Regions from separate parts of the Mus musculus genome. Here regions 1, 2, 3, 4 and 6 are each linked to region 5. A link is a loop called in an ENCODE intact Hi-C map of the cell type or tissue named here. Cell type or tissue: heart. All regions are shown on one strand.

The links. Peaks named below come from ENCODE experiments on the same cell type or tissue, not always from the same donor. Only the 100,000 strongest peaks of a DNase experiment are listed, where the experiment ranks them.
Region 1: a loop joins it to region 5, with 4 times the contacts of the local background. A loop is called at or near these places in 16 of 42 quality-filtered maps.
Region 2: a loop joins it to region 5, with 5 times the contacts of the local background. A loop is called at or near these places in 6 of 42 quality-filtered maps.
Region 3: it touches region 5 in a loop (6-fold over the local background); 23 of 42 quality-filtered maps call a loop at or near these places.
Region 4: it touches region 5 in a loop (4-fold over the local background); 26 of 42 quality-filtered maps call a loop at or near these places.
Region 6: it touches region 5 in a loop (11-fold over the local background); 6 of 42 quality-filtered maps call a loop at or near these places.

What each region holds. Positions count from the first base shown.
Region 1 is chr5:144,864,893-144,869,892 of GRCm38, reverse strand. No RefSeq gene overlaps it. Among named protein-coding and RNA genes, the nearest start is that of Mir7039, 29 kb to the left of the region's middle. In heart, a CTCF peak has its summit at 2,779 (motif pointing left); no DNase peak of the experiment used is centred here.
Region 2 is chr5:144,834,098-144,839,097 of GRCm38, reverse strand. It overlaps Trrap (transformation/transcription domain-associated protein), which reads right to left. Exons shown (of 71, transcript NM_001081362.2): 55 at 4,829-4,941; 56 at 2,975-3,110; 57 at 1,775-1,966. Among named protein-coding and RNA genes, the nearest start is that of Mir7039, 60 kb to the left of the region's middle. In heart, a CTCF peak has its summit at 2,783 (motif pointing left); no DNase peak of the experiment used is centred here.
Region 3 is chr5:144,882,107-144,887,106 of GRCm38, reverse strand. Smurf1 (SMAD specific E3 ubiquitin protein ligase 1) reads left to right here. Exons shown (of 18, transcript NM_001038627.1): 12 at 631-745; 13 at 2,346-2,524; 14 at 3,401-3,538; 15 at 4,480-4,600. Among named protein-coding and RNA genes, the nearest start is that of Mir7039, 12 kb to the left of the region's middle. In heart, a CTCF peak has its summit at 2,342; no DNase peak of the experiment used is centred here; H3K27ac peaks cover 293 bases.
Region 4 is chr5:144,873,493-144,878,492 of GRCm38, reverse strand. Smurf1 (SMAD specific E3 ubiquitin protein ligase 1) reads left to right here. Exons shown (of 18, transcript NM_001038627.1): 18 at 1-1,998. Among named protein-coding and RNA genes, the nearest start is that of Mir7039, 21 kb to the left of the region's middle. In heart, a CTCF peak has its summit at 2,343 (motif pointing right); a DNase peak (open chromatin) is centred at 2,462; H3K27ac peaks cover 405 bases.
Region 5 is chr5:144,986,791-144,991,790 of GRCm38, reverse strand. Kpna7 (karyopherin alpha 7 (importin alpha 8)) reads left to right here. Exons shown (of 12, transcript NM_001347531.1): 10 at 1,959-2,105. Among named protein-coding and RNA genes, the nearest start is that of Kpna7, 19 kb to the left of the region's middle. In heart, a CTCF peak has its summit at 2,802 (motif pointing right); no DNase peak of the experiment used is centred here; H3K27ac peaks cover 347 bases.
Region 6 is chr5:144,792,588-144,797,587 of GRCm38, reverse strand. Trrap (transformation/transcription domain-associated protein) reads right to left here. Exons shown (of 71, transcript NM_001081362.2): 18 at 4,384-4,575; 19 at 3,513-3,678; 20 at 2,731-2,987; 21 at 427-627. Among named protein-coding and RNA genes, the nearest start is that of Gm23995, 21 kb to the right of the region's middle. In heart, a CTCF peak has its summit at 2,694 (motif pointing left); no DNase peak of the experiment used is centred here.

The DNA of each region.
Region 1 (5,000 bases), 120 kb after region 5:
TGCTGCTAGGGCTCATGCCTAGAGTTAGATCTTGTGACCCACTTGGCAGAGATAACCTTTGACTCCCACAGTTATCATCGGATCACACATGCCAAGGCAAGAGCACTCTTCCCACCCCCAAATAAATGTACAATTAAAGGAAAAACAGTAAGGAATTGGCTCATTTTACAAGGCTTTGTCCCAGTCCTCCCTGGCCAGGTCCGGTCCCGGTTTCCTGCTGTGAAAGAAGAAAAGCAAAGGAAACTAGATCTACCGCCAGTGTGGTTCAGGCCTGCCTGCAGCACACAGCTCAGCTGTGGTAAACAAGTTAGCATGGCTCGGTAACAACTAGAGAAGAGCTCTGCCTGTGAATACTGGGTGGGGGCGCGGGGTGGGGGGTGTGGATACACACAAGACTCTGTGGAGAGGCTGGGGCAATAGGGAAAATTCAATATTTAAAAGCCGTTGCATGGCTAGGGAGCTGGCTCAGTAAGTAAGAGCAGTTGGTGTGAAAGCATGAAGACCTGAGTTCAAATCCCCAGCACTCACGTGAAAGTCAGGAACCCATAACCCAGTGTTCTGCGAGGTGAAGACGGATTATTGGGGGTCTTGCTGGCTGTCAGCCTAGTTCCAAGTTGTAGGAGATCTTGTCTCAAGCCAATCAAAGAATGACAGAGCAGGACATCTGACACCTTCCATGGCCTCTGCTTACAAGCACATAAGCAAATAAAATGGTTCATACCAAAGAGTGCGTGCAGGCCAGGGAAGATCTGTGGCTGCAGACAAAGGGAGAAGCAGCTGCTTTTCTAGGTCCCATTTTCCTGCAGAGAAAAGACACACAGACAGGAAAACAAGGCCATTCCTAGAATGAAAATGTGACATTATCCATTCAGTAATGGCTGTACTTCCAATAGGTCACATGGTTCGCAGCAATAGATGTATTTTTAAAGATTTCCTTTTATTAGACGTGCGTCCGCATGGGTATGCGCGTGTGAACATTGGTGCTCACGGAGGCCTGTGGGGTCAGACCTCCCGGAGCGAGAGTTACAAATGGTCACTGAGGTGGTTGCTAGTCCCCTCTGACCACAGTCAATGCTCTTAACCACTGAGCTATCTCTCCAGCCCAACACGCCTATAATTTTATGCCACATGAAAACAAATAATCTTTACATATCCGTAAGGTGCAGCTGGAGCGATGGCTGGGTGGCGAAGATTACTTCAATCTTCTCTAGAGAGCCCAAGTTCAGATCCCGGCACTCACTACGGTGGCTCATAACCACCTGTAACTCCAGGTCCAGAGAGATACTTTGTCTCCATGGATACACGCACACCATGCACAGACAAGTGATTAAAAGTAAAAGATAAATCTAAACCTAAAAGGTGTTTAAGATGCTCAAAGGTGTGTGTGTGTGTGTGTGTGTGTGTGTGTGTGTGTGTGTGTGTGTGTCTATACACACTACGCACACAAGGAGTAAAAAAAACTCAAGGAAATCAGAAAAATTCCTGGTATCATCAGATGGAAATCATACAAGAGAACCACATGGATATTCTAGAAAACATTTATCTGGAAAACATGGCTGCTGGGAACTGAGCAACTGACTCACAGGCTTAACTGCAGACTCAAACCTGCAGAAAATAGAACCAGTGGGCTTCAAGGCAGTTTTATCTGAAATTCTTAAGGGAGGGGCAAAAAAAGAAAGAAGGACAGAATGAATTAAGGAAGGAGCATTCAAGGGAAGGGCTGGACGGGGCACCCTCAGTGGACTAATCCACACATGGGGAGCCCCAGAAGATCAAGGCCCTCACTACCCTGTTTGAGAGTCATGATCAACAACTGATGGAAGATTAACCCAGAGAGCCCCACCCCAAGTCACACCATCTGACTGCCGAGGGACATAGTCAAAGCAGAAATCCAGGGTCTGGAGAGATGGCTTTGCAGTTAAGAGGACCCTGTAACTCCAGTTGCAGAGGATCTGACATCTAGCGTGTTCTGCACACATGAAATGCACATACAGACAAGTAGGCATGAATACATAAATAAAGATAAAAATGTGTTATTGTTGCGTAAGTTTCCTCCAAGGTTAAAGCCTTCCATCCAGCAGGGAAGCTCCTTTAACCAGGAAGGTAAACAATTCCAAATAGCCTCAGGAAGTCCCTAAAACTGAGCAGATTCATCAGGCCCCTCCCTGCGGAGTAAACAATAGAAGCTCAGAGTCCCTTCCAGATGCAGTGAAGCTGAGGGGCAAGGGAGACTCGCAGACAATCCAAGCTGCAAAGGAGACTCTTGAGATCAAGCCAGCAAGTTCCCACTAACAGGCCAAGGTGGATTTAAAGTGCAAAAGGACCACCAACAAAGTGAAGGGGAAATTAAGACATTTCAAGATTAAAATTCAATGATGAAAACAAAACAGATAAAAACCAGGGACTTCATGGCCACTGGTACTACTCCCCCCCCTCCCCCTTCCACGAACGTCAGCTTGAGATAGCACACTAGCAGGAGAAGCAGAAACACAGCTCTCCAGAGAAGGCAAGCGTGTGCCCAAACAAAAGCCTGCATGATTTTATGAATGCTTTAGCAATGGGCCACATTTTTCTGCATGACCTGAAAGGTAAATGTATAAAAAAAATAAAACACCCAGTAAGTCTATACTATGAGCAAACAACGCACAAAGATGGAATTTTTAAAAGGCGGTGGGTCGGTATTTGTCTTTATGCATCGGTGTGGCAGTCCAGTGTGGCAGTCCGTGGGACCCTGATGCTTTGGCCTTAGAGTTAGAGCTGGTTGTGTGCCCCCTGCTGTTGGTGCCTGGAACTCTGGGCTTTCACTAGGGCAGCAGGAGCTCATAACCACGGAACCATCTCTCCAGCCCCTCAAAGCTGCAACTCGACATTCTCTAAATGAGACAGGGGGCAGAGCTGTTTGTACCGTGTGAAGTTCTTGTATGGGATTAAACTTGGCAGAGATTCAAAGCAGACTGTTCTAATTTTAGGACATTAAGAGACAACAAATTTATAGTAAGTGTTCATAAAACTTGTATCAATAGAAATGAGGAAGAATTCAAAAATGTGACACTATAACTCGCAATCACTGAAGCACACTGGGAAGGCAGCAATGAAAGAGACAAGACAGGAAGAGTCAGTGAGACAAGATGACAAGCCACAAGCAGGAGCCTTCCTGTCCCTAATTACATTAGACTTTAGGACAGGCAACAAAAGGACTATTTACTCGATAAACAAGTGAGTGGGCAGGGTGGGCTACGCCAAGACTACCAAGAAGCAAAGGACACAATATAACATCAGATCGGTTAACCAGGAGATACTATTACTAACCGGCAGAGGCAAACCTGGGGGGTGCCCACAGCTGGAAACTTAACACCTGTTCTCAGCAGACACAGAAAGGAGCAAGGTGAGAGCCAAGAAGACCGGCACACTGCACAGGCTTATCAGCCTGTGATATACACAGAGCAGCAGTACAGCGTGTGTGTGTGTGTGTGTGTGTGTGTGTGTGTGTGTGTGTGTGTGTGTACGCCTTTTTTGAAGCACTGGAAACTGAACTCAGGGCTTCATGCACACCAAGCGAGAGCTTTACCACTGAGGCACAACCCTAGCCCACAATACACTTTTTCCCCAAGAGCACCTGAAATACCACTTGGGGTCAACTGGATGGTAGGCTACAAAGCAAGTCTGAATTCTTACAAGGCTCAAGGCATGGGCTGGTGAGGTAAACTCGCACTTCCAGCTAAATCGGACAGCTTGAGTTCCACTCTGTGGTGGGAGGAAAGAACCACTTCTTGAATGTTGTCCTCTGACCTCCAGATGTGCTGCACGCCCCCCTCCCGGGCACGCTCAAGTCCTATCATGTTTCCCAATGGTAAGTGGGAAAATCCCCTAGAAACTACAGAGGAGATACTGAAGGAGTCTCAAGAGCATTAAAATGACACATGGTCTGACTAACGGCTCAAATGTGAGAAGACAGAACATTTAGTGAATAGGTCTTATTCGACGCGTTCTCACGCCCGGCCAGGAAAGACGCAACAAACCAAAATCTTCTGCGGCAAAACTTTATTGCTTACATCTTTGGGAACCAGGAGGGCAAGCGCCCAGCGCCCAGCCCCAAAAACGAAAGCCCCTTCAATTACATCTTTAGGAGCCAGAGCTCCGGCGCGCGCGCTCTATTGTTTACATCTTTAGGCAGCGAGCGAGCGCAGGGCGCGCAGAGCCAGAGAGATGCCAGCGAGAGAGAATGGCGGAAACCCCGTCCCCTTTTTTAGGAGCGTTATATTTCGCCTAGGACGCATCACTCCCTGATTGGCTGCAGCCCATGGCCGAGCTGACGTTTACGGGAAAGGTAGAGTACAAGTAGTCGTAATACCCTTGGCACATGCGCAGATTATTTGTTTACCACTTAGAACACAGGATGTCAGCGCCATCTTGTGACGGCGAATGTGGGGGCGGCTCCCAACATCTCCCCCTTTCCTTTTAATAAGAGCAAATAGGCCACCCAACTAATGAGAGTGGAGATAGAGGTCAAATCCCCAGTGTGTAGGTAAAGGAGCCATGTACAGGATTAGCTCTTAGGCTCACAGGCTTTTACCCAGAGCAACCCTGACCTGCTCCCGTGTCGTTTTGCCTGGGGGAAGGGAACTAGGACACTGAACCTTCATGAAAGATGACATGTCTCCCTAGAATAGGCTCATATATGCCGCAGAGCCTTTCCATTGCAGTGCTTAGCCGTGCAACTCTCTCGGGCTGCTGAAGCACACTCACTCTATCCCGTGCAATGAGACTAGCCTCATGGGATATAAGAGCTGAGTGGCCAGCGACCTATTGCCTAAGCATAGATATATCAGGGGAAGCTCCATGTTCTAGTCCTGCAAGCGCCTGGGCAATAACCACCTTGTCTCTCCTAGTTTGGGCCTTAAGCTTACAGACCAATCAAAGAAGCAACACTAATCCACAGCAAAGTGTATCTCCAAATAATATTAATCCCACCCATTTTTTAAAGAAAGAAAATGCTGAGG
Region 2 (5,000 bases), 150 kb after region 5:
GAGGGCTTGACCTGACCTTTGAGATGCGGTAAAGAAGATGCCCTCTGACTGTCACATGCATGTAAAGCTAAAGACACTGGATGTGGCAGTGTACCTCTTTGAGCGCTTGCAAGGAAGATGTATGAGTTGAAGGCCAAGCTGAGTTCTATGCCAGCCAAGGTCCCATAGTGAGACCCTGTCTCAGAAAACAAAGCAGCCCCGCCCGGGGCACACGCTTCTTGTCCCAGCACTCAGATCCCTGAGTCTGAGGAAAGCCTGCCTGGCCACAGAGTGACTTCCAGGACAGTCAGGCTATGCACAGAAAATCTGTCTTGAAAAAAACAAAACAAAAAACAAAACAAAACAACAAAAATCAACAACAGAAAGATTTCTTAGCGGTGTGGGTCCCCTACAACTGCCATGACAGGTGGTTGCGAGCCATTCTGTGTGTGCTGGGAATTGAATTCAGGACCTCTGGAGGTGCAGTCAGTGCTCTTAACCGCTGAGCCATCTCTGCAGCCCTAGTAATCATCTCTTTAAATGCGGTAAGACCCATCCACACCCAGATACCAACACACAGTTATATCACAGTAGTGAGACTGCTTGCTTTCCACTCACATTCCCAGACACTCAGACGTCAGGATACAGTGACACGCCGCATTATACACTCACTACATGTTTTCAATGTGCAACTGCACAATAATTCCTGTTTTTACAGCTGTCACTCATGTCTGGCACTTTATCAAATAACTCATAAAAGCAACCATTAACTGTTTCCAGGCAAAGACAGTTTCTCAGTAGTCACAAGAGGGGGCTGCTTATGAAGGTCCTGGCCTCAACTGTGTGTGTGTGTGTGTGTGTGTCTGTCTGTCTGTCTGTCCTACATGTACGGAATCAAAAGACATGAGAAAACCCATCAGTCACAGCAGCAGCGACCCTCTCCTACACTGCAAAGTCTGCTTGTAACTAAAAAATTGAGACTAAATTCAGACACATGAGTATAAAATGACACATACAGGTCATTTTAGGACACTTTCAAAAAAAAAACAAAAAACTGGTGGGCAGAGGCGCAGCTTCTCAAGTCCACATTTCTGAGAAGCTGCGCTGCTGTGCCCTGAACCCCTGCTCCCAGGACTCACTGGGATTTTAGTGACCTTAAAGCAACTGCAGGATTTTAAGAGATACTCAGGACTGGATCAGCAGCAGGGAGAACCCAGATTAAATACTAGTAGCTCTGTAAAAAACAAAAAGGACCCCCTCAACACACATTCTGTCCGATGTCCCACACAAGTCTTCCAGTCAAGAAGCCTGACACAGATGCTGTCTGTCATCTGCCCTTTAGCCCAAATGAGCCACCGCAGCTGGCTCACACTGTAGCCCACACTGTGCTGTATAAAACAGATTTTATACACATCACAGCAAACCCAACATACTGGTTTAGTGTCAACAGGACTCATTCAAATGCCAGAAACCCTGCTACTGATGCCCAAAGGTGGACATCAGGACACAAAGCACTTGAGTCTTTCAAGGCTGGATAGGACCCATCTCACACTGGTATGGTAAAATCAAAATCGCGTGTGAAATGTTTCAGACCCTGAAATACAAAATGCAAAGTCACCCAGTTTTTCTCTTAATGTTCTGACTTAAGAACACCGTCTACTTTCTGAGAATAAATTCCCAGAGAAAAGGATGCGACCAGGGTAGAGAGTCCCTTACCAGCTGGCTCATCCACGGACCTCAGCTGCAGCTCTAAGGACTCCAGGCTGAGCTCTGGGAGGGAAGGGGCAGTACCTACCTGCAGAAGAGGTGTATGCACATGGGACACCACGTGGGGCAGCCGCCTCCACTCACGGATAGCCAAGCTGCTGGCCATCTCCACCAGGCGCTCAATGAAGCTGAGCTGCTGTTCCTCGGGGTGGCAAATGGCCAGGTACCCTCGGTACATGTTAACCTTCCAAGCCATCTCCTTGGGGCAGCTGACCTCCACCTGCAGTGAGAGACGCCAGGCAGGGCGCTGAGGGCTCACTCTCCACTGTGGCCAATCACACAAAGCAGTACACAGAGATCCAGCCCCGATAGAAGAGCGGACTTTCAGTAGAGCAGCCAGGAGTTTACAATGCTCTCTGAGAGAAGAGAGACTGGAGCCCTGTCATGGCACCATACACACAGACCCCTCAGGATCAAGTAGGATCAAGTCATTTTAAACAACTCACTCACATGGAACATCATACTCATGCCTAGCACACGCACCAGGAGCCTGCCCCACCAGTGGCTTTTCAGAGAAGAGCAAACATAGTGGCCTGGGCTGCTCTGGGTCCATTCTTCAGTCTTAGTCCTGATGATTCTTCCAACAAAATTGACCAATTACATCAATTTAATTCTCCCAGATCTCTTCATGGATGTCTTTTGTGGTCAGAGCTAAGGTCTCTATACCTAGTACTCATTTCCAAGCAAAGCTGGTGACAAAGCTGGTGACAGAGGACAGGGATGGCTTAGGGCAGGGCTGCTCCATCTTCCTGATGCTGAGACTGACCCTTTCATACAGTTCCTCATGTGTGCTGACCCCCAACCATAAAGCTATTTCCCTTGCCACTTCATAACTGTAATTTTGCTACTGTTAGGAATCCTAATGCAAATATCTGTACTACCCAATGGTCTTAAGTGATCCTTTGGTGGAAGGGTTGTCTGACCCCCAAGAGGGTCACAACTCATAAGTTGAGAACCACTGGCTTAGTGGGTCAGGAACACTCGTTGCTCTTGCAGAGAACCCAAGTTTTGTTTTAACATCTAATACAGACAGCTCTAGGAGATCTAATGCCCTCTTCTGGCTTCCGCAGGTACTACACTACTTATACATAACAGATGTGTACATGTACACACACACACACACACACACACACACACACACACACAGCTGAATGCTCATCTACTACCAAACTTACTCAAATACAGGAAAGATCTCAGATCCCAGTGACAACACGGTAGGGGATCTCACCTGCACCAGTGCCTCCTTCATGGCGGTCCAGTTGGACACCCTCCACGCACACTCCAGGACAAGGTAAGGATTTATGTGTCCCTTAGACTGGCCAAACTCAGTCAGGGCTTCCCACTGGTTCAGCTCCTTGGAGCACCTAGGAGTCCAGGGTTAGGAGCAAAGCTCAATCAGGACAACACTGACAGACTGAGAGAGGCAAAGAAGGGTTCTAAGACAGCATCACTACAGAAAGAGAGAGTGCTGGAGGGCTGACTGCTGTGGGACAACAGTACCTCCTCCAGGAAGCCTGCCTGCCCGCCTGCCTGCCTGCCCGCCCGCCCTGGGACCGCAGCACAGCAGAGATCTAGGTCCTGAGGGGAGGCAGGAGTGATTCATTTCATCGACAGCATATTTAATTACATGAGACATTTAATATTTTCTCAGATTTTGTAGCAACCAACCCTTTGAAAAATACTCAGGAGAAATCCAGACATGCTCTCTTGGTTCTTTAATTCATTCATAATAAATTAAACCCCTGACTGGGTCTCACTATACAGACCACACCGGTCTCAAACTCAAGATCTGCCTGCCTCTGTCTCTAGCGTGCTGGGATTAAAGGTAAGTGCCACCACGCCCAAACACTTCCATGAACTTCTACACCAGGGGCTATGAGTCACACAACTGAATCTGATGGTGGCTAGCAAATAAATCGTTCTAGATACACAGCAAGAACACATGCTTCTGCCAGTACTTGCCATGCCCAGTTACATACTTTACACTAGCCTCATCGTGCCCACTATCAGGATCCTTATGCCCCTATGCCACGAGCTGCCCGTGAATGTTGCCAGAGACACCTCAGTTCAGAATCCAGACAGATGACTGTGTGTGATGACTGCAGTACTTTATTGCACGTAGTTTTCTGACTTAAGAGAAAATAGCCTAATAATGAAAAACAAAGACCTTAGTGTTCTCTTGCTATTATTCCTCAGCACATTCATATCAAACCAGTTATCTCTCTCTGAACTGGGTTGTGTTAGAATGCTTCCTTTTAAAAACTGGTATTTGGCCAGATGATGTTGGCACACAGAGGCAAATGGACCTCTGTGAGTTCGAGGCCAACCTGGTCTACAGAGCCATTTCTAGGATAGCCAAGGCTACACAAAGAAACCCTGTCTTGAAAAACCAAACCAAGGGCTGGCGAGATGGCTCAGCGGGTAAGAGTACTGACTGCTCTTCTGAAGGTCCTGTGTTTGGAACCACATGGTGGCTCACAACCACCCTTAATGAGATCTGATACCCTCTTTTGGTGTGTCTGAAGTCAGGTACAGTGTACTTATGTATAATAGTAAGTAAATCTTTGGGCCAGAGCGGGGCCGACCGGAGCAAGTAGGGTCAAGTGGAACAAGCAGAGGTTCTAAAAATTTCAATTCCCAACAACCACATGAAGGCTCACCACCATCTGTACAGCTACAGTGTACTCACATACATAAATGAATAATCTAAACAAACAAACAACCCAAACCAAACAAACAAAAACCACACAAACCCATCAAACTGCTGGTAAGATGTCTATATGGTAAAGATGCTTGCCACTAAGCCTGAGACACATGCAAACGAACAGACGTTATTTGAATTTTATTTTTATTTATTTATTTATTTATTTTGGTTTTTTTCCGAGATAGAGTTTCTCTGTATAGTCCTGGCTGTCCTGGAACTCACTCTGTAGACCAGGCTGGCCTCGAACTCAGAAATTGCCTGCCTCTGCCTCCCGAGTGCTGGGATTAAAGGCGTGTGCCACCACTGCTCAGCTGTTATTTGAATATTTTTAAAAATGTATTAAAAAGTCCCAGCAAGCTCTGGTGGGACTTGGCTCACCTAATCCAGTGGTCCTCCCAGAGCTGGTACTCAGGGAAAATGGCCGGGGAGGCATTACTGCGCTCATGCTCTTTCTTCGCCTTGTCCATTGCCTTTTCGTAGGATTCTTGGGCCTGAAAAGGTTAACGATAGCATCAGACTACTGAGAAACAGCGTTTGCCTTGCATTCTCT
Region 3 (5,000 bases), 100 kb after region 5:
CGTACACACATATGAAAAGATATAGAAGATGGGAATGCTCTGTGCTTATGGTCTAAAGTAAGAATTCAACAGGAAATTAGAAGGGCATAGTTGTTCATAAATTCTCTGTTTTCCTAGAGCTTGAGATGTTCATCTACCAAACTCTTATTATAGAATGCTTAGAAACTCCAACTGGCAGTGATGGTGCACGCCTTTAATTCCAGCACTTGGAAGGCAGAGGAAGGCAGATCTCTGAGTTCAAGACCAGCCTAGTCTACAGAGGGAATTCCAGTACACATACACACTCAGGACTGCACAGAGAAGCCCTATCTTGAAAATGATAGATAGATAGATAGATAGATAGATAGATAGATAGATAGATAGATAGATAGATAGGCAAGCAAGCAAGCTGGAACTGGAGAGGTGGTAGGCAGTTAGAGCACGTCCTGCTCTCTCAAAGGACCTGACCTTGGTTCCCAGCATCCACAAGGCAGTTCACAACCGCCTCTAAGTTCAGCTCCAGGGCATCTGAAACCCTCTTCTGGCGTGCTTGAGCACTGCATGCTTGTGGCATACATTCACACAAGCCTTAAAGACAGTCTGAAAGGGATATTGTTAGCACATGTGAGAGCTGTGTTGTTATTGTTCCAGGGAGTGGCTGTATTTGTTGTGCCATGAAATGTTGAACCCGTACTATGGACTCTTCCAGTATTCCACGGACAATATTTACACACTGCAGATCAACCCAGATTCTTCTATCAACCCTGTGAGTATTGCAGTGAGGCGCTGAGAAACCCAGCTGCAGTTTCCCCGGTTACTGGGGACTCGGGTGCTGGGGAGAACTCAGGGCAAGGGCAGGGAGGATCCAGGCAGGTTTGGATCAGGAACCTGCTGTCCACAGTGGAGGGCTGTGGATCTGGGCTGCTCTGTGCCTGAGTACTTTACCCTTTGAGGGGACTCTGGTATGGTAGTAGATCATGGTTTTTTGAATGTCATCTTTAGAGCTAGGTTACCAAGTCCAGACTCTGATCAAAGTTGGCAAAGTTCCATCTTTAGCTCTCTTGGGCCACAGATGTGAGCATTCCACATGAGGTAGGATTAAGGGACACGTCTAAGGGAAGCCTAAATCCGTGAAGGACAGTGTTACAAGGCCACAGAGCTGAAATGAGGGACTATCTCTGCTAGAGAATTCAATACAAATAAGCCTGTGGTTGGGAAAATGGCTCGGCCACACAAGCATAAAGACTTGGTCAGACTGCAGAACTCACATAGAAAGGCAGACGTGGCTGGGCATGGTGGCACAGGCTTTAATTCCAGCTCTTGGGAGGCAGAGAATCAGGCAGATCTCTGTGAGTTTTAAGAGGCCAGCCGTAGTGAGATCAAGAATAGTCCGGGCTATGTAGAAAGATCCTGCCTTTCTTTCTTTTTTTTTTTTTTAAGTATGTGAGTACACTGTCATATCTTCAGACACACCAGAAGAGGGCATCAGATCCCATTACAGATGGTTGTGAGCCACCATGTGGTTGCCGGAAATTGAACTCTGGACCTCTGGAAGAACAGTCAGTGCTCTCCAGCTCCCAAAAGACCCTGTCTTAAAACACCAAACAACAAGAAAACCCCAGACACCATGTGTGGTAGTGTGGGGAGGTGGAACTGGGTGATTCCTGGAGCTCACTGGCTGTCCAGCCTAACCTGTAAGATCCAGCTTTAGTGAGAGATCCTGGCTCAAAAAAATGGGCAGCACCTGAGGGAATGAAGGCAACCTTCACATACACCACACATGCACGCGCATACACATAAACACACACGCACACACACACACACACATACACATACACACATACACACACACACACACACACACACACACACACACACACAGTGGGAATAAACCTTTATTTACCCAGCCTGGAAACTAAATCCTGACACATTTTCAGAAACACATGAGCTGTCCACACTGTCCGCACCAGAGCCCTCCAGTTAAGGAAGGAGAAGAGCTCCCTTCTTCCCTGAGGCCTCCACAGTTTTATGTTGTACCAGGCCCTTGCAAGTTAACTAAGAGTTCGCAGGAAGAGATAGTGGGCACACACATACACAGTGTTAGGCCAGGGTGTGAGGGTGCACAGCTGTCATCCCAGTCTGAAGGCGGAGACAGAAGGATTGAGGAAGTCCCAATCCCACTCGAGTTAGGAGTAAGTGAAGCTGGGACTCAAGGACAGCCTTATCCTGTCTGGCCACGGGTGGGTGACGGGCAGCTGAGTGTATGTCCTGTTAGGTCTAGATACGCGGGAAGCCCATGGGAAGTGGGTGTCCATGCCTACTGTTCATCTTCCTAATGGCTTGCGGTTCTCTGGCACCCCCTATAGGACCATCTGTCATACTTCCACTTTGTGGGTCGCATCATGGGTCTGGCTGTGTTCCACGGACACTACATAAATGGGGGTTTCACAGTTCCGTTCTACAAGCAGCTCCTGGGGAAGCCAATCCAGCTGTCGGACCTGGAGTCCGTGGACCCAGAACTGCATAAGAGCTTGGTGTGGATTCTGTAAGTGTCACCATCCTGCCCCACAGCCCGGAGCTGCTGTTGTGTGTGCACATTCTTTGGGGGAATAGGTGTGGAACTAAAGAGAGTAACAGAATTAACTATAGCATCATCAAACATTGGGTTGCAATTACAAATGAACAAAGCAGATGGAATCATTTACTTGACTTGTGTTCTTTTCATAAGCTAGTTTGGCTTGCTATTAGGTTTGCTGACAAGCTTTTCTTGGTATGTGTTGGGGGACAGGGTTGAGGGAGAGCATACATGGCGTGTACCCCATTGTTTCTCAGGTGGTCTGCAGAAGGCAAGGGAAAGTTTCAAAACAAAATTCCTGTTTAGTTACCTTTGTTTTAGAGTTAACCAAATGCTTTGCAGGAACAGGGTGAACCTGTGCACCTGTGGAAGACCCAGGCCCTGACGTGTCGGGGATGCTGCTGTGTGGAGTTTGGCTTGGGGCAGGGGGTCCTCCTTGGCCTCGATTGCTCCACTGTACAGGGCCGTGGGGAGCAGGGGCTTTCCTGTGGGGAAATGCTTGTCAAGAAGTAGGGCAGATAAGGAGGCAGCCTGACAATGCCAGTGCTTTTTGTGGGAATGGCTGCCTTTGAAAGGCTACCTTGAGAGGAGAGAAGCCTCATTGTCCTGGCTCGTGTCCTTTTGACTCAGCTGCCTCTTCCCAGGCCTCCTCCCAGATGCAGTTCCCTGAGCAATTAGGTTTCATGTCCCCTGGTGTCACAGGATGGCTGAGTGATACCCCCATGAGTGGTAATCATTAAGTCAGGGACAGAACTTAGCTAGGCCTGCCAGCTGCCCAGCATGGTCCTCTCCAGCCCGTTAGGACTCCCTGGCATAGGCCTAACCAGCCTTCGCCTGTATCTACAGAGAGAATGACATCACGCCTGTGTTGGATCATACCTTCTGCGTGGAGCACAACGCTTTCGGGCGGATTCTCCAGCATGAACTGAAACCCAATGGCAGAAATGTGCCTGTCACTGAGGAGAACAAGAAGGAATACGTCCGGTAATATGCAGGGCTTTAGTGGTGACATGGAGCAAGCAGATGGTGCTGTCGGGGCACCTGGAGTAGAGACTCCATGTGACAGCCCTGCTCTCGATGCAGAGGTGGCTGCATGCTCACTACAGTGTCCCAATGCCACCTGAGGGACAGTTTTGCATACTGTGGGTGGTCATATGGCCACTCATGTCTCACAGACCCTTTTTGAAGTCTTGGCAGTTCCAGGAGGTCTCATCAAGGACTCCTGCTTTTTAGTGGAAAACCAGAATGGCAGAGCTAGTTTGCTTTTAACTTGCTATTAAGGCTGGGTGTAGCATGGTCGTGGTGCACCCTGTGAGTCCAGCACTTGGAAAGCTGACACAGGAGTTGTTCCAGGTCATTCTGGGCTACATACTGAACTAATTACAGCCTGGGCGTCCCAGACTTTCCCTGGATGGGGAAGAGGAGAAAAAAAAGTGACAGATAAAGCCAGGTGGGATGGCACAGACCTCTCTGAGAACAAGGTCAAGACCAGCCTGGGATACATGGAACCTTGTCTGAGAAAGATAATAGAAAGAGCTGTAGTGACAACTCGGTGGCTGAAGCTCAGGCTGATCCTCCAGAGGACCAGCACACACATGGTGGCCTTAACTGGCTAACTGTCTAACAACTCCAACACCCACTTCTGCACCAGGCACACTTGTGATGCAGATATGCAGGGAGAACATGCATATGCTTAAAATAATAGTAATTAAATTACAATAATAATAATTAAGGGTAAGAGCAGACCTGCAAACTAAAAGCTACTAGGGAGGGTGGGTGTGGGCTTGTGTCCCCTCAGCAGACTCTACATTAACTTCACATGTGCTGTCTGTCACTGCACTGTGATACTGTCACAGCCACTGTGGGAACAGGGTGCTCTCAAGGCCTCTTCTCAGTTACCTGAAACGCATGGCTTTTCCTTTCAGGCTGTATGTGAACTGGAGGTTTATGAGAGGAATCGAAGCCCAGTTCTTAGCACTTCAGAAGGGGTTTAACGAACTCATTCCCCAACACTTGCTGAAGCCCTTTGACCAGAAGGAACTAGAGGTGAGTGCCAGGTGTCCTAGGGACCTCAGAGAGTGAGGCCCCTGGCACCCCTCTGTGCAGTGAGCTTGGTGCAGGGGGAGACTGAGGGCACCTGGATAGCCTTGTCTCCTTGCCAGCAACTACTGACTGGCTCTGCAGGCACTGTCGCAGGTCTGTGCCTGGGGCTTGTGGGATCTCTAGCCCTTGCCTAGGACCAGGCCTCCCTCGCTGTTCTCCACTCTCCACTCTGGCTATTCACAGACTGAGAACATACAGTCATGGCCTCAGACAGTGGCTCATTCACCCCTCGCCAGCTCTGCCTGGTGCCAAGTGGCCTAAGCCTTCCAGATTGTTCTCACAGCCATCTGCCCACTGTGAGACGGAGGGCTTTGGAGTGGAGCCTCTCTGTGTGAGCTTTGAG
Region 4 (5,000 bases), 110 kb after region 5:
CACCACAGCCACTGGGCGGGACAGCAGGAGAGGCCGCTGACCTGGGCCCCTGATGCAGCTCCCCAGGGTCGGGGCTGTGCACAAAGCAGGTGTGATGGAGCGTGTGGCAGCAGGGTGGGGTGGGGCTTTACCTCCTACGTGGCCCTCGTCCCCAGTGGCAACGTGATGCTAACAGTTCTCCTCAGCTTGCTTGCTTCCTTGTCTTCTGAGGAGCAAGGCCAAAGCCAGCATCTCTAACACATCTCTAACCCCACGTCCAGGTTGCACAGGCTTCACAGCGCTGACTCTCACAGCAGAGCGGCAGCCATGCCTCCGTTTGTGGTTTTGTTGTTTTTGTTTGTGGTGGGGGCGAGAACAGGGTAATTCATTAGCAAGACATTTCATTGGTACCGGGTTCAGGTTGTCTGGGGAATAATGGGAGGTCCTGCGGGCCACCAGCTTTTGTGTTCTTTCTGTTGCTTACCCTCAGGCTGGGGATAGGGAAGTGTCTTCCCTTCTGTTCCTGCTGCTTCTGTCCAGTGTGGTCTGGAAGCAGGGCTGAGGTGATGGGGAGTGGATTCATAGGTCACATACGCCCCCAACCCAAGAGGTTTGTCCAGCATAGGAGTCAGCTGCGCTCTGGGTTGCCAGGTCTGGGGACAGAAAGGATGCCAGGTAGACCTCACCGCACAAGGACCGAACCCGCCCCACCTCCCAGGCCAGACTGGGGCCTTACTAGTCTCTCAATTCTGCCTTGCCCCAGTAGGGCTTCTGTACTTCATCTACCTTCATGCTTCCGAGGGTGTTCTAAAACCCAGCTCCCTCGTGACTCTCGGATTCAAAAGGCGCCAGGAAGCCTGTGCCCTAAGTCTCAGCCAGTCCACAGGAAGCATCCAGACCCCGCAGAGTGACACGCTTCCGGAGACTGGACACACTGCCTGTTGCCTTTGCACACTGGCCCAGTCTGCAGGGTCCTGTGCTCTGAGGATGCACTGCAGGAATGTCAAGTCACACTGTTTGTGCCACGGAAGTGATTGGGAGACAAGCCTTAGGAGTCCTGTGTCAGATGCCCTCTGAGGAAGATCCAGAGCTTAGGCCCTCAGGGGCTGACTGATTGGCGCACATACCACCCACTGAGGCTTCTACCAGCCGTTGTGCCTGCGTCGCCTGTGGGTCCCCTCATTGCCAGTTCTGAGTGTCACAACCTCCCAGGTCTGTTCATGTGCAGCACTGTCCTCTGTTGGTAGCGCTGCACTTCCTTGTCTGTCTACCATGGTTAGGCCCTTCTGACGCCCCTCAAAGAACACTGCGTGGCCAGCCCACGGCACAGCTCCTGGTTGCCCTGCTTGGGTCTGGGTGAAGCCCTTTCACGTAAGATCTCGATCGTCAGCCCTCCTGGTGGCCCCACATCACCCAGATGCTTCAGGAGCCTGGCTCCGCAGGCTCTCCTCACCAGCGGCCGGCACCCACACTCAGGGACGCAGCAGACACCACTCTACTCCGCAGTGCTTCAGAGAGGACGCGCCAGGCTGCAGCAGTGCTGTGGCAGCAGGTCGCAGTCTCATGCTTGGTTAGGAGGATCTGCCACAAGGTGGATTACTGACCCTGCACTGGCTTGGCCACATGGCCAGGTTCAGGTCAGGTGGGCGCTGGACTGACCTTCTGCAGAGAACACGCCCCACCCTACTGCAGCCTGTGGGCCACATGGCAGCCTTCTGACGGTGTGGATTTTTAAACTGTGTTTATAATGTATTCTAAGTTATTTTGTAAGGTCCTGTTTGAAGTGCTGCTGCTAGCCCTAGTTGCTCTCCCAGTTTTTATTGTCCATTTTCCTGTGACAGTTGTACACTAATGTTCTGTTTTATGTCAGAATCGAAAGTATTTAAAGAAACGCTAGTTCTATTTAATGCAGTTGTGGAACCAGCTGGAAACACGAAGCGTTGACTGTAGAGCAGGCTGGACCCGGAAGGTCAGGTTCATTTTGTTACATATGCAATAAACTCACAACTTTACATTTTCCTTTTTCCTTCCTCTCTTTCTTTCTTTTTTATTTTTCTTTGCGTACCTGTTACTTTCATGTGGAAACAAAATTCTAGTATATTTACTTTTGTAAGTCCTGCCTCCAAGTAAATAAAGACAAGCTAGAACTGTGGAAAAAAACAAATGAAGCCAGGCGTGGTGGTACACGCCTTTAATCCCAGCACTCGGGAAGTAGAGGCAGGTGGATTTCTGAGTTCGAGGCCAGCCTGGTCTACACAGAGAAACCCTGCCTCGAACCCTCCCTCCCAAAAAAACAAACAACAACAACAAAAACAAAAAAACCAAACGAAATACCAGTGCTAAGCAGACGCAGTACCGCCTCTGCCACTTGGTGGCAGCACTGAGCTGCTGAGCCAAGGCCTTTCCTGCGCTGCTGCACTGCAGGTTATCTTAGGCTGCCCACAGTACAAGTGTACACGCCTTTGTTGGAATCCGTATCACACTGTCGGGTCAGCGTGCCCGGTGATAACTTTATGTGGACCCTTCCTAGCGCAGAGGCTTCTCACACGGTGGGAAACTTGTCCCAAGTCAAAAGCTACACTTGCTGGGCAGTGGTGGTGCACACCTTTAATCCCAGCACTTGGGAGGCAGGCAGGCGGAGGCCAGCCTGGTCTACAAAGTGAGCTCCAGGACAGACAGGGGTACACAGAGAAACCCTGTCTCAAAAAACAACAACAACAAAAAAAAAACAACAAAAAAAGCCACACTTGCTCACCTATGATGCAATGCCACGCCTCTCAGAGCCCTCATACAGGAAGTGCTGTGTGGGTCATAGCTGCTTCAGAACACTAAGGTCCACTCTTTTCCTGAGGGGTCTTGGTCTCTTCCATCTCTGTGAGGAAACAGAGCAGACTGGCTTGAGCTCAGCAGACTTCCCTCACGGTTGTCCTAACAGGAGTTCAAGGTCAGATCCTAACAGAGTGGGCATCTGGTGGCAGCCCCGCCCCCACCATCACACCAGCAGGGGCAGGAGTCCTGAGGTCATCCTTGAAGGTCACCTCCTGGGACCACTGTCAGGGGGCCACAAAAGCCACAGTCTCAGGCCCTTGCTTCATCAGAGCATCTGACTAGCAGACTGCTGTCCCCCATCTGCCAGGGAGTGCTGAGGGCAGTGTCCCCAGCCAGAGCGGCCTTAGGCCTGCAGTTCACAGCTGGAGATGTCCCGTCCCTATCCCTAGAAAACCAGGTGAATGCAGTTGAGTCTCATCCCAAGCTTAGGGCAAACCTGGCTGCAGGCCACACGCGCAGGCTTTCTTGCCGCCCTGTGGCCTGATGCACAGACAGGATGGTGGGACAGGGACAGGTAGGAAGGACATCCTCCAGTCAGAATAGCTAGTTGTGTGCAGAATGTTACTCTCGCACAGGCTGGAGCAGCTCCCAACCACTGTGCCCCAGAGCCACCTCCCTCAGTCTTCCCCATTCGTGTGCTTCCTGGACAATCCCCACTTGGTGCCCATCCACACAACCCCACGACGTAGCCTGAGGCAGCACAGTGACCTCTGACAGGCTCCCTTCCCACTCCACCACTCTGTTCTACTTAATGGCCCCTGCTGCTGCTACAGGAAGGGACAGGTTGGGTGACCCGACCCCAATCTGCCACCTCTACCCACAATGTCTGGCCAGCTTGCTGCTGCACATCACGCTGGTCACGGGACTAAGTGTCAGGTGGTGACAGCACTGGGGACTCCCGCAGGCCCAGTTCCCTCAGAAAGCTGTGGAGGGTCTGTTGTAGAGGGAAACAGTGGCCACAGGTCATCCCAGCCTGAGGGAAGTGGAGGCAGGAGGGTCAGGAAGTCAGGGTTAGCCTTAGGATCATGTGGAATTTTGGGCTAGCCTGGGTTACATGACACTATCTCAGAAGAAAAGAAAACCAAGTGTTGGGCCACTGAGATGGCTGAGGGTAACCAGTGCTTTGTAGCACTGCCTGATGACCTGAGCTCAAACCTCAGCTCCCTCAGGAGAAGGAAAGAACAAAGCAGACACCTGGAATCCGTCCTCTGGCCTCTACACATTTACACATGCACGCACACACTGCAGTAGTGATGTTTAAAATGGCCCTGAGTCATTTACTACAGTGCCTAGTAAATATGTAGTAAGTGTTGACCATTTAAGGAATCAGAGACCAGGAGGCTGTTACAGGCTCCAGCTCTGAACAGGGAGACGGGCTCAGTGGAGAAACGTGTGAGCACAGCTGAGGAGCCCACGGTGGAAGGAGAGTACAAACTCTCACGGTTCCCTGACCGCTCCACACATGAGTGTGAACACCAAGATGCCAGGTGGTACACAGATTTACTCTCAGGAGGCAAGAGGCAGGCAGATGTCTGAGTCTGAGGCCAGCCTGGATTATATACGTGAATACTAGGTTACCCTGAGCTACATAGCGAGACAGTCTCAAAACAAAAATCAAAGCTACCTTAGGCTGCACAGCAAAAGCCTGTGTGAAAAGTCCAATAAGAAGGGAAGGTGGATGAGAGCTGAGCTAAGGGCAGACAGGAGCTGCCCTGATGATGCCCTCAGACACATCCAGTGTCATCTAGGAGCTCAGTCCCGACTCAGAACCCTTCGGAAGGTGTGACAGCTTCAGATACCATTCTAAAGGCTCTGGACCCAGGTTCCGGTCTCAAGGGTGGCGGCAAGTGTGGACAAGCGTATACGCAGAAGGAAGCGGCAGGACCCAGCAGTCAGCCGTGATGCCAGTCATGTTGAGTCCTGTGCCAACCACCCAGTTGAGCTGAGCCACACTGGATCGGCTGAAGCCTATCGAGCCTGGTGCTAGGCCCAGGGAGAAGACGTGGCTGGCCACGGACCTAACCAGGAGGAGCAGCTATGTGGGGAAGGGGCGCTCTGAAGACAGTAGTATGGTTGAGCTAAACACTTAGGCTAAAAGCAGTCAGAGCACCGTGCCTCTTGCCCATGATCCAGCCCTTGAGGCTTGTACAAGATAACCGAAGTCTAAGGGCAGCCTGGGCTACACAGTGAAG
Region 5 (5,000 bases):
TGTGAGTGACACGGGGGACTCTGTAGGCATTTCCTGTGAAGGAAGCCAGATGGAGGAGACACTACTGAGAGAGGGTAGTGGCTGCTGTCACACCTGTGGTGCTCAGGGAAGGGAGGGAACATTCTCTAAGCGTGAGAAGTGAGCATGTGGATGACTCTCGCGTCGCGGACACTTGGGGAGAAACATCGTAGGCAAAGGAATAACCAGGAGAGACGCAAGTAGCATAGCAAGGGCAAGAAGATGGAAGATGGAGGGAGAGGGAGAGGACTGAGGTCTGGGGCAGACGAGCAGAGAAAGCCCTCAGAAGCTTCACAACAGAACAAACGAGCCGAGGGGTTGTTTGTTTCATTTGTGTGGCTATGTGTCTGTATGTGGATATGTGCATATGAGTACAGGTGCCAACAGAGGCCAGAGCCACCAGAGTCCCCTGGACTGGAGTGGCAGGTGGTTCTGAGCCCCTGATGTGTGTGGGAATCCACCTCACATAGGATCACCTCTGTAGGAGGCGTTTTTGCTCTTAAACATCTCTCCAGACACATTTTTGGTTTTGATGCTTTTCCTTTTGAGATTTGACACAGGCTCTCCCTACATAACTTACACTGAACACACGGTCTCCCTGTATGACTTACATAGGACACATGGTAACACTTGAGCTTCCTGAGACCTCTGACATGCTGAGATTAGAGTCACACCCCGCCACGCCCACTTCTGCATCAGATTTATTTTAAAAGATCGGTTTACTTTTATTTTATCCGAATGGATATTTTGCCTGCGTGTATGTCTGTACACCACGTGAATGCAGGGCCACGGGGACCAGAAGAGGTCATGGAATCCTCTGGAACTGGAATTAGAGATAGCTGTGGGCTACCTTGTGGGAGCTGGGAACTGAACCTGTGTCCTTTGGGAAATGCCCTTAGCCACAGACCCATTTCTCCAGCCTCCCTATATCAATTGTTTAAGATCCAGTAAACCACCAGGGGTTAAAGTCATAGAAGAAAGACAGGCCTGGATTGGAAAGAACTATAAATCGTTCCTGAGTGGCACTGTGCCTGGACAGGATAATGTCATTCCCCAAGGACGGTCAGGACAAAGGTGAAGAGAGAAATGCTATGCGCTGATACCATGGATTCCTTTAATGACTGCGTTGAGTGGACTTGCCAAGCCCACACCTGGGGAGGTGGAGGTGGAGGTAGGAGGACTAGGGATTGAGGTTACTGTGCTCAGCTACATAGCCAAGTTCAAGGATGGCCTGGACTGCGTAAGACCCTGTCTCAGCAGTTCCTAGAGTCCTGTAATGCTCATCTAGGCTTTGATGTTTATTAAATGCTTTCTTACTTTGAATTCTTTGGTGCTTTGGACAAATGCCTTTTTGGATTTATTACATTAGTATCCTATGAATGTTGGATACATTTTTAGTAAAAAAGTGAATGACTGTGTGAACAAATAAACCCACCGGTGACTTCATGAATGTATTTGTGAGTGAATGAATTCCTGGGTGATTTTGTGAATGAGTGAATGAATTCCTGGGTGATTTTGTGAATGAATGAATTAGCAGATGCATTCCTGGGCAAATGGATTCCTGGGTGATTTTGTGAATGAGTGAGTGAATTCCTGGGTGATTGTTGTGAATGAAAGACTTTGTGGATGATTTTGTGAATGACTAAAGGCAGGGGTGGACTTTGTAAATAAATGCACTCAAGCACGATTGAGGAAATGAATTAATGACAGGAGAGGAGGGAGATCTTGGCCTTTTCAATGGGTCTGTGACCTTTCCTCCTGGATCAGGTCTGCCTCTAACTAAAACAGCCCCCTTAAGGCTGGCCAGCTGAAGTTCCACGTGCACGCGCGCACACACGCATGAGTACACACACACACACACACACACACACACACACACACACTGCCCAAGCACGCTCTGGGTCTCACTGTCTCTTTGCTGGCTTCTCGCCCATCCTCAGCATATAGACAATCTACAAGAGAAGAAAAGGCTGTATTTTCAGATAGAAAAATTTGGTGGCTTTGAAAAAATTGAGTGTTTACAGCACCACCACAACATTTCCATCAGCAATAGCGCCCTGGACATCATCGAGAAATACTTCTGTGAGGTGAGTAAGGAGACCCTTGTGTTGTGGGGCTGGCTCTTGGTGGCCGTGCTTCCACCATTATCCTGTGAACCCGGCTGGTCCCCGTTCTACAGGTGGCCTTTGAGTATCAGGAAGCTTGTCTGGGAGCTGGGGCATGGCTCAGATGATCCAGTGCTTGCTATGCAAGTGTGAGGACCTAAATTTGAGCCCATGTGAGAAACCCAGGCTTGTTGATCCATGTTTAGAATCCCAGTCCTGGGTGAGCACGGATGTTTGACCCAGTGCTTAGTCAGTCTAGCTAAACAGATCCCAATCCAGGGAGAGATGCAATGCAAAATTAAACACACCGCAGAGGCGTCGTCGGCAAGATGGATGATGGGTGGTGTCTTAGTTAAGGTTTCTATTGCTTCAATGAAACACAATGACCAAAAGCAAGTTGGGGAGGAAAGGGTTAATTAGGCTTAAGCTTCCACATCACTGTTTGCTACTGAAGGAAGTCAGCACAGGAATTCAACCATGGTAGGAGCCTGGAGGCAGGAGCTGACAGGATTCCCTTCAGGCCTCTCTTAGGCAATTTCTTTCTTTCTCTCTCTCTCTCTCCCTCTCTCTCTCTCTCTCTCTCTCTCTCTCTCTCTTTCTTTCTTTTATTTTCTATTGCTTACTAGCTTGCTTGCTCACTTGCTTGCTTGTGAGTGCTCTGTCTGCATGTACACCTGCAGGCCAGAAGAGGGCATCAGATCCCTTTATGTATAGATGGTCATGAGTCACCATGTGGTTTCTGGGAATTGACTCGGGACCTGTGGAAAATCAGTCAGTGCTCTTAGCTGCTGCACCCCCTCACCAGCCCTGGAGACATTTTCTTAATTAAAGTTCCCTCCTCTCAAATGATACGAGACTATCCTCAACGTCTGTGTAAAGGCGCTCCATGTCAGGCTTGAGGACTGGCATCCCTGGGACCCATGTACGTGATAGGAGAATCATGACTCCTGCCGATTGTCCCTAACCTCATGCACAGGGTACACACACACACACACACACACACACACACACACACACACACTGTTTAAGCAACACAAATAGCTCCTATGGAATGACAACTGAGGTTGGCCTTAGCCTTCCTAGGGCACACAAAGCCAGTCTACACCCATGGGAGCTTATCTCTTGGTTTCTGGTTTTAAACTGTCTTTCCCTTGCCTCCCCCGCCCCCCCTCGAGCCCCACCCAGGGGAATAGGAGTGGAAGGGACAAAGGACAATACTCTGAAAGAGATTTTTCTAAGAATGCAAACAATGCCGTCTGGCCCAGCTTTTGGGGGAAACCATTTCAACACTACATTTTGTCTCTTTCTAGAACACATAAGTTTGGGAATGAGTTACTCCATAAAATGTCTGAGTTGTCTGTGGCCTGGGGAAGTAGAGATCAGATAGAGGTTTCTGTAAAGGTCTATCCAGTGGTAGGATATAAATAACATAAAGTTTACCAGGTGACCACTTCGCAGGGGGAGATGACGCAGGCCTGTAACCCCAGCACTCAGGAAGTAAAAGCTGGGAAGGTCGGGAGTTCAAGGCCATCCTCAAGTGCATAGGGAATTCAAGGCAGTGGAGACTTTGAAGACATCCTTAGTTGGTGACATGTTTGCCAGACAAGTATGAGGGCCAAGGCTTGTAATCTGACATCCATGTAAAACTCTGGGCAAGGCACAGGCACCTGGAATCCCACTGTTTGGAAGACAGAGACGGGGGGCTTGATGGCCATCCAGTCTATCCAAACTGGAGGGCTCCAGATTTAGTGAGAGACATCCACCCCCAAAAGACGAAGGTGGAGTGTGATTGAGGAAGACACCAGAAGTCAACCTCTGGCCCCTGTACACACGGGTGCACGTGACCCTGTGCGCATGGTAGTTACACATTCTGCACATGCGCACATGGCTCGTTTGATTCCTCTTCCTCGAGAACCTGATTCTGCGCATGCGCACAGGTCTTGTTTGATTCCTCTTCCTTGAGGACCTGAGACAGTGCAAGTGCATAGCAGCAGATAGTAGAGAACTGAGGCTGGGCGGAGTGGGAGCTAGGCGTTAGTGTGAGCGAGGACAGAGTTTCAGTTAGGGAAGAGGGAGAGGGAGAGCGGTGATGGGTGGGTGGGGGGGGGGGGTCACAGCACACGTGTTCTCAATGGCAGCCAAGTCTGCTTAAAAATCCACAAGATGGAACTGGTAAAACGGCTCGGGGTGTAAAGGTGCTAAGGTGCTTACTGCCTCACCTGAGGGGCTGAGTTCAATTCCCAGGACCTAATTAGTGCAAGAGAGCCAACTGCCACAAGTTGACCTCTAACCCCTCCACACATGCTGTGGAATGTGTACATGTGTGCATTCTCTCTCTCTCTTTCTCTCTCTCTCTCTCTCTTTCTCTCTCTCTCTCTCTCTCTCTCTCTCTCTCACTCACTCACTCTCTCTCTCACTCACTCACTCTCTCTCTCTCTCCCTCTCTCTCCCCCTCCCCCTCCCAAAAATATTTTTAATTATTAGACTGAAAGTAGACATATTAGTGAGGTCCACCACTGTAATCCTAGCATGTGGGAGGTAGAAGCAGGCACAGTAGAAATTTTAGACCAGCCTAGGCTACATGGGAGTCTCTCAAAAAAAAAATCAGGCATGATGGTGCACGCCTTTATTCCCAGCACTCAGGAGGCAGAGGCAGGTAGATCTCTGTGAGTTTGAGGCCAGCCTGGTCTACAAAGGGAGTTCTAGGGCAGCCAGGGCTACACAGAGAAACCGTGTCTCAAAAAAAAAAAAAATTCAAGGGGGTCAGACATGGTGGTGTTCATCTGTAATCCCAAACTGAGGAAAGCTGGAAGTCAGAGGCTAGTCTGGACTGCACAATACAAACCTTGGCTCAAAAGAGGAAGTAGACAGACATCA
Region 6 (5,000 bases), 190 kb after region 5:
AAAGAGACGGAGACAGAGAGAAACACAGAGGTACAACACTAACTCATTTCCAAAGAGCCAGAAAGGAGACAACAGCAGAGTTAGAATAAAAACGTGAATAAAAAAGTGAGATGCTGGGAGCCCAGGGATGAGGAACAATTATAGATACACTTGAGTTCTCAATGGTCCTGGAAACAAGGCCCAGCAAGATGACAACAGACCAGGAGCTCAGGTGAGCTGGTCAACGGGGAAGAATTCTACTCTCAAGAGTCCTCAACTCCTGGATAACACCCTGCCACAGGCCTACAAGCATTACGCAAGCCACCTTCCCAACCAAGATTGTCCCGTGACTCCTGTCCTTCCCTCAGAGTTGGCTCACATATGTCTTTGATATTGAAATCAATTTCCTTAGAGCAAAACACGATCTCCCGGAAGCTCCAACTTTACCTTTTCCATCGGAAGCTGGAGAGAAGCTTTGCAATCAGAGAACTCCACGGTAATGCTGGGGCCTTGAACTTCAGTCACAACATAGTGCAGCTTCTGGGACTCCTTCAACATCTTCCTGTTGCTGCCGCCAAACTTCCCAAGCACACGGTAGGCCACGTGGGAGATGCTGTCTGCAGGGTTGCGAAGCGTGCGCCACAAAGCCTAAAAAAACCAACTGGCTTTCACCAAAGGCTAGCCAGGCAGCAAGTTCACACAGCTTCCGACCACAACTCCAATCTGTTAGATATAGGGACTCTTCCTCCTGCTTCTGTCCCGCAAACATGGCTCCCCCTTGGTTGTCCTCCCCCAGAGAAGGTCTGCCTTTACTAAGCAAACAAACAAACATATTTTGGAGCTCCTTTATATAAAAGATGGCACAGAAAAAAAAGCAAAGCATTAGGGCATCCATGGTGCTGCCCATAAACTTCAGTTCTAGGGGATACGTCACTCTCTGCCCTCTGTGGACACTTGCACTCAACATGAAACATGGCAAATATGTAATGTCATGTATTCTAAGTCTCCATTTATGGAAGGTAAGGGTGTGTGTGGTAGGGGGTCCCTGAGAGCCAGGCTAAAGAAAAACAGAAAATAGACACAAGGGCAGAGCAATGTCCTTGAACACAGACTTGACCACACCCCTCCTTGCTCAGTAAACCTTCCCCTAAGGACAGGGAGCCTCCATGTGGATGGTTTAGTCTCTGCCAAAATGCTTACATGAGACCTTGTTCCATCCCTAGTGTGCGCACACACACCCTTGGGCCGTCTTTAGAAGCCCTTAGAGATTTATCACAGCCTTATATAAGACAACCCTAGCCCAACGCCCAGTGCTCGTGTTCTGAAGCCTCAGTGTGCAGTCTCTGTGCACGTCAGCTCCTAAAGTTTGACTGCAGGGTTAGCTGAGCTCAGGGATGCCCTGCACGCCACGCCTGCGCCGCCTGCTGCACAGCACTGCACTCGCTGCCTGGGTCCCCTCACTTGAATTACCTACGTCTCAAAATCACTCTTGTCCTTGTTTTAATCACTTTCCTAACTTCCATGACAACACTCACTGTCGGAATCCAGCAATATTCAAGTAACATGAAGCCTTGGGACATTTCTCCACACCAACCAAGATCCCAGTTTCCCTCATGTTCTCCCAACACCCGCCTGCCCCTCAGGAAGGGTCTTCTGTCCCTCAGGAAGGGTCTTCTGTCCCTCAGGAAGGGTCTTCTGTCCCTCAGGAAGGGTCTTCTGTCCCTCAGGAAGGGTCTTCTGTCCCTCAGGAAGGGTCTTCTGTCCCTCAGGAAGGGTCTTCTGCCGGGTTACGGCAGCACTGAGGCTCAGCGTGGGTCAGGAGACACCAACACTGCCGCTTGTTTTGGGGGTCACTGGCCTCTAGAAACTAAAAAGGACCTTAACCTTTGTCTCCGAGGGTTATCGTTCTAAAGCAAACTGTGGCTCAACACCGCCTCAGCCCCAACAGCCACACTGCTTCCGCGGCCCCCGAGCGGCCCCCACACACTCAGCTCAAGACAAGCTCTGCTTTCAAGACCTGACAGTGCGGCTCTCAGAGCAGGCTCTGCAGTCCTCCCATGCTATATAGACTCCAGTCCATCTTCTTCCAGTGCACAGAGACCAAGAAATAACCCCAGGATGGACAGACAGGATCTGATAGTCCTGCCTCCAGACCAGGTGCTACTCCTGAAATCTACTTTGGAGTCACTGAGCATCCACCATGAAGTGCTGGTTGTGACCCTATGCTAGTGAGACAGAGGAGCACAAGTGCCGGCCCCCAGGGATTATCAATCCCATCACGGGCATAGCACAAAGCACAGTGAATAGTGTACGATTCCTCACTCCTGACTTCTAATAACAAACCCCTAAGACGTTAAGACAACCTTTGACTAACTGCCCCTTTCCTCTTGAGGGGAGCTGGGGCAGGCAAGGTGCCCATCTGCTTCCCTGAAGAGCTGCATCTTTTACTATAAAAGCAAAAAAATCTCTGTGGGTACAGAAAGGGTCTTTCTGCGAGTCTACACAACTCCGCACCATCTGCCTTCACACTGGCTTACAGAGACTCTGATGCTTGGGAAAGTTCCCTTAAACTGAGAAGCAACACTGCCACAAAGCTGCTCACCATGCACTAGCGCTAAACGTGTTTAGTACATCCCAGGCAAGCAAGCACGACTGAGTCTGCCTCTGACTGAGCACAGAGGATCCCTAGGACAAACTAGAGGCATGTGGAGCTGATGCCCCCTGCTGGTGCAGAGGTGAAAGCGGTCTTACCTGCATGAGCTCTGCACGCACAGGCTGAATGTGGTCATAGAGGAAATCCGGCTGCAGGTTGTCCACACACAACTCCAAGGTCCTCAGGCCTTGGCTGACCAATGTCTGAGACCCATTGAGGGCAGACACCAAGGGATCCATCAACATGGGCAGATAGGGCAGGAGAGAGCTCAGCCGGACTGGCACGGTGAGACACAGCTCTACAAAGAGGTCCTTCATGTGCTGCTTATGCAGGCCGCTCTGCAGCATGTTCAGTCCTGGGAAAGGGGTGGGGGCACTTTAGCTCCCTGATGCAGGCAACGTCAGCTGTGCCCACGGTTAGACCTATTGACTGCAGTCACGGTCCCTTCCACAGTGACAACAAAGGCTGGGGGAGTTCCTATAGGTTACCCTATGCTTGTGTAAGCAGCATGCACTTTTGGTGATGTGGAGGAAACCCGCCTGAGCACATCTAAGTAAGACCAGGAGAAGGACTGGACATGAGGCTAAGCAGGGGCAAGGGCCACCCAGTACACTGGGAAATTTACTTTGCACTCACACCATCTGTATGGAGGGAGCACTGCAGTAAACACAGACAAGACCTCTACATGGAAAGTCCAACATGGTTTGATGACAGAAACTAATACATTTATTTTCCTCTGGGAGTGGGGGTGGAGGGGGTAGTGGTGGATGGTGGGGGGAGGGCGGTCCCAGCACCCACCCCTTCCCATCAGCTTTGCCAGGCAGAAAGGATGAGCCCAGCAGTCAGACAGACAGATGGATGCACGAGCCACTGCTCTTACCTTGGAGGAGATTTGGAAGGAGAGGCAGAAACTCCTGATACAGGAGGTCATGGCTGCCACCTCCTATAGAGCGGAAGAGAGCACGGAGCAGAAGGAAGTAGTTGTAAGGCTCCTTGGCGGTTTGCGCCAACTCCATGGAGCTGTTCACGATCTTGTGCAGGTGAGGCTGGGCAGAGGGAAGGCAGTCAGGTCAGGGAGTGCCTGGGAGTCTAGGGCTCATACACCTCACCCCTGCACTCAAGCAGCATGAAGCTGATATTTCATCAAAGCAAACTAAAGAACGTAGTGGCCAGAACGTAGAGAGGTCTCTGCCATATCTATGAAACATAACATATCTATGCAATATCTATGAAAGACGTTCTTAGTATGTTCCCAGGTTACTATGCAGTTACCTGAGGGTGGATTTTCTTTTCTTTTTTCTTTTAAAGATTTATTTATTTATTTATTATTATACTTAAGTACACTGTAGTGTAGTGTCTTCAGACACTCCAGAAGAGGGCGTCAGATCTCATTACAGGTGGTTGTGAGCCACCTTGTGGTTGCTGGGATTTAAATTCAGGACCTTCAGAAGAGCAGTCAGTGCTCTTACCCGCTGAGCCATCTCGCCAGCCGGAATTTTTTTTTTAGGTTTTTGATGAGATAGCAGCTCATGTAGCCCAGGCTGGCCTCAGATTTTCTAAGTAGCTGAGGCTCCCTTCATCTATAGCTTTCACCTCCCAAGAGGTAGGCTTACATGCCTGCATACGAGGCCTTAATTCTGAATTACATGTATCATACACATGTAAAATGGAGTCACTGTAATTTTCGATAAAAATAAATGAAGCAATAAAAGCCAGAGCCGCAGTGGCCCTCAGAGCAGCACGCGCGTTACCTTCAGCATCTGCTCATTCTCCGCTGCAAACAGCGACACTGAGCCGAAGACCAACTTGAAGAGCTTGAGGTACAAGTTGGAGAGCTCCACGTTGGAGCCCATTTCCGGCAGCCGCTCCAGGAGGTACTCCACCAGGATGGTGGCAAACAGAGCAGAGGTAGTGGGATTCGCCAAGAAGGAGTTGGCAACAATCTGTCAAAACAGGAAACGGCAAAATGGGTTGGAGATGTCCCTCCAGGATATAGCACTTGCCTAGCAAACGCAAGGCTATCGGCCTGGTCCTCAGCTTTGAGGGGAGGGGGAAGCTTTGAAGAAATACCCGGGACAAAAATTATCCTCTTCCCCAAAGCAGCTACAAAAGGCAAAGGAATGAGTTTCTCAAACAAAGCTCACTGGTCGCAGACATGCTGAGAAAACCACCACCCCGTGCATCAAATGAGCTGTGAGTGTGTGCCTCCTACCAGAGCACGGCACCCAACCTGCCGACCCAGCTCACCATCAAAACCTGACAGCCTGCATTTAACACTCAATCGCTTCTACTCTGGAAAGGAAGTGACCCGAGGCATCAGAAGGGTTGAAAACATTCTCAAACATTATTGCCCAATATCCCCTACATG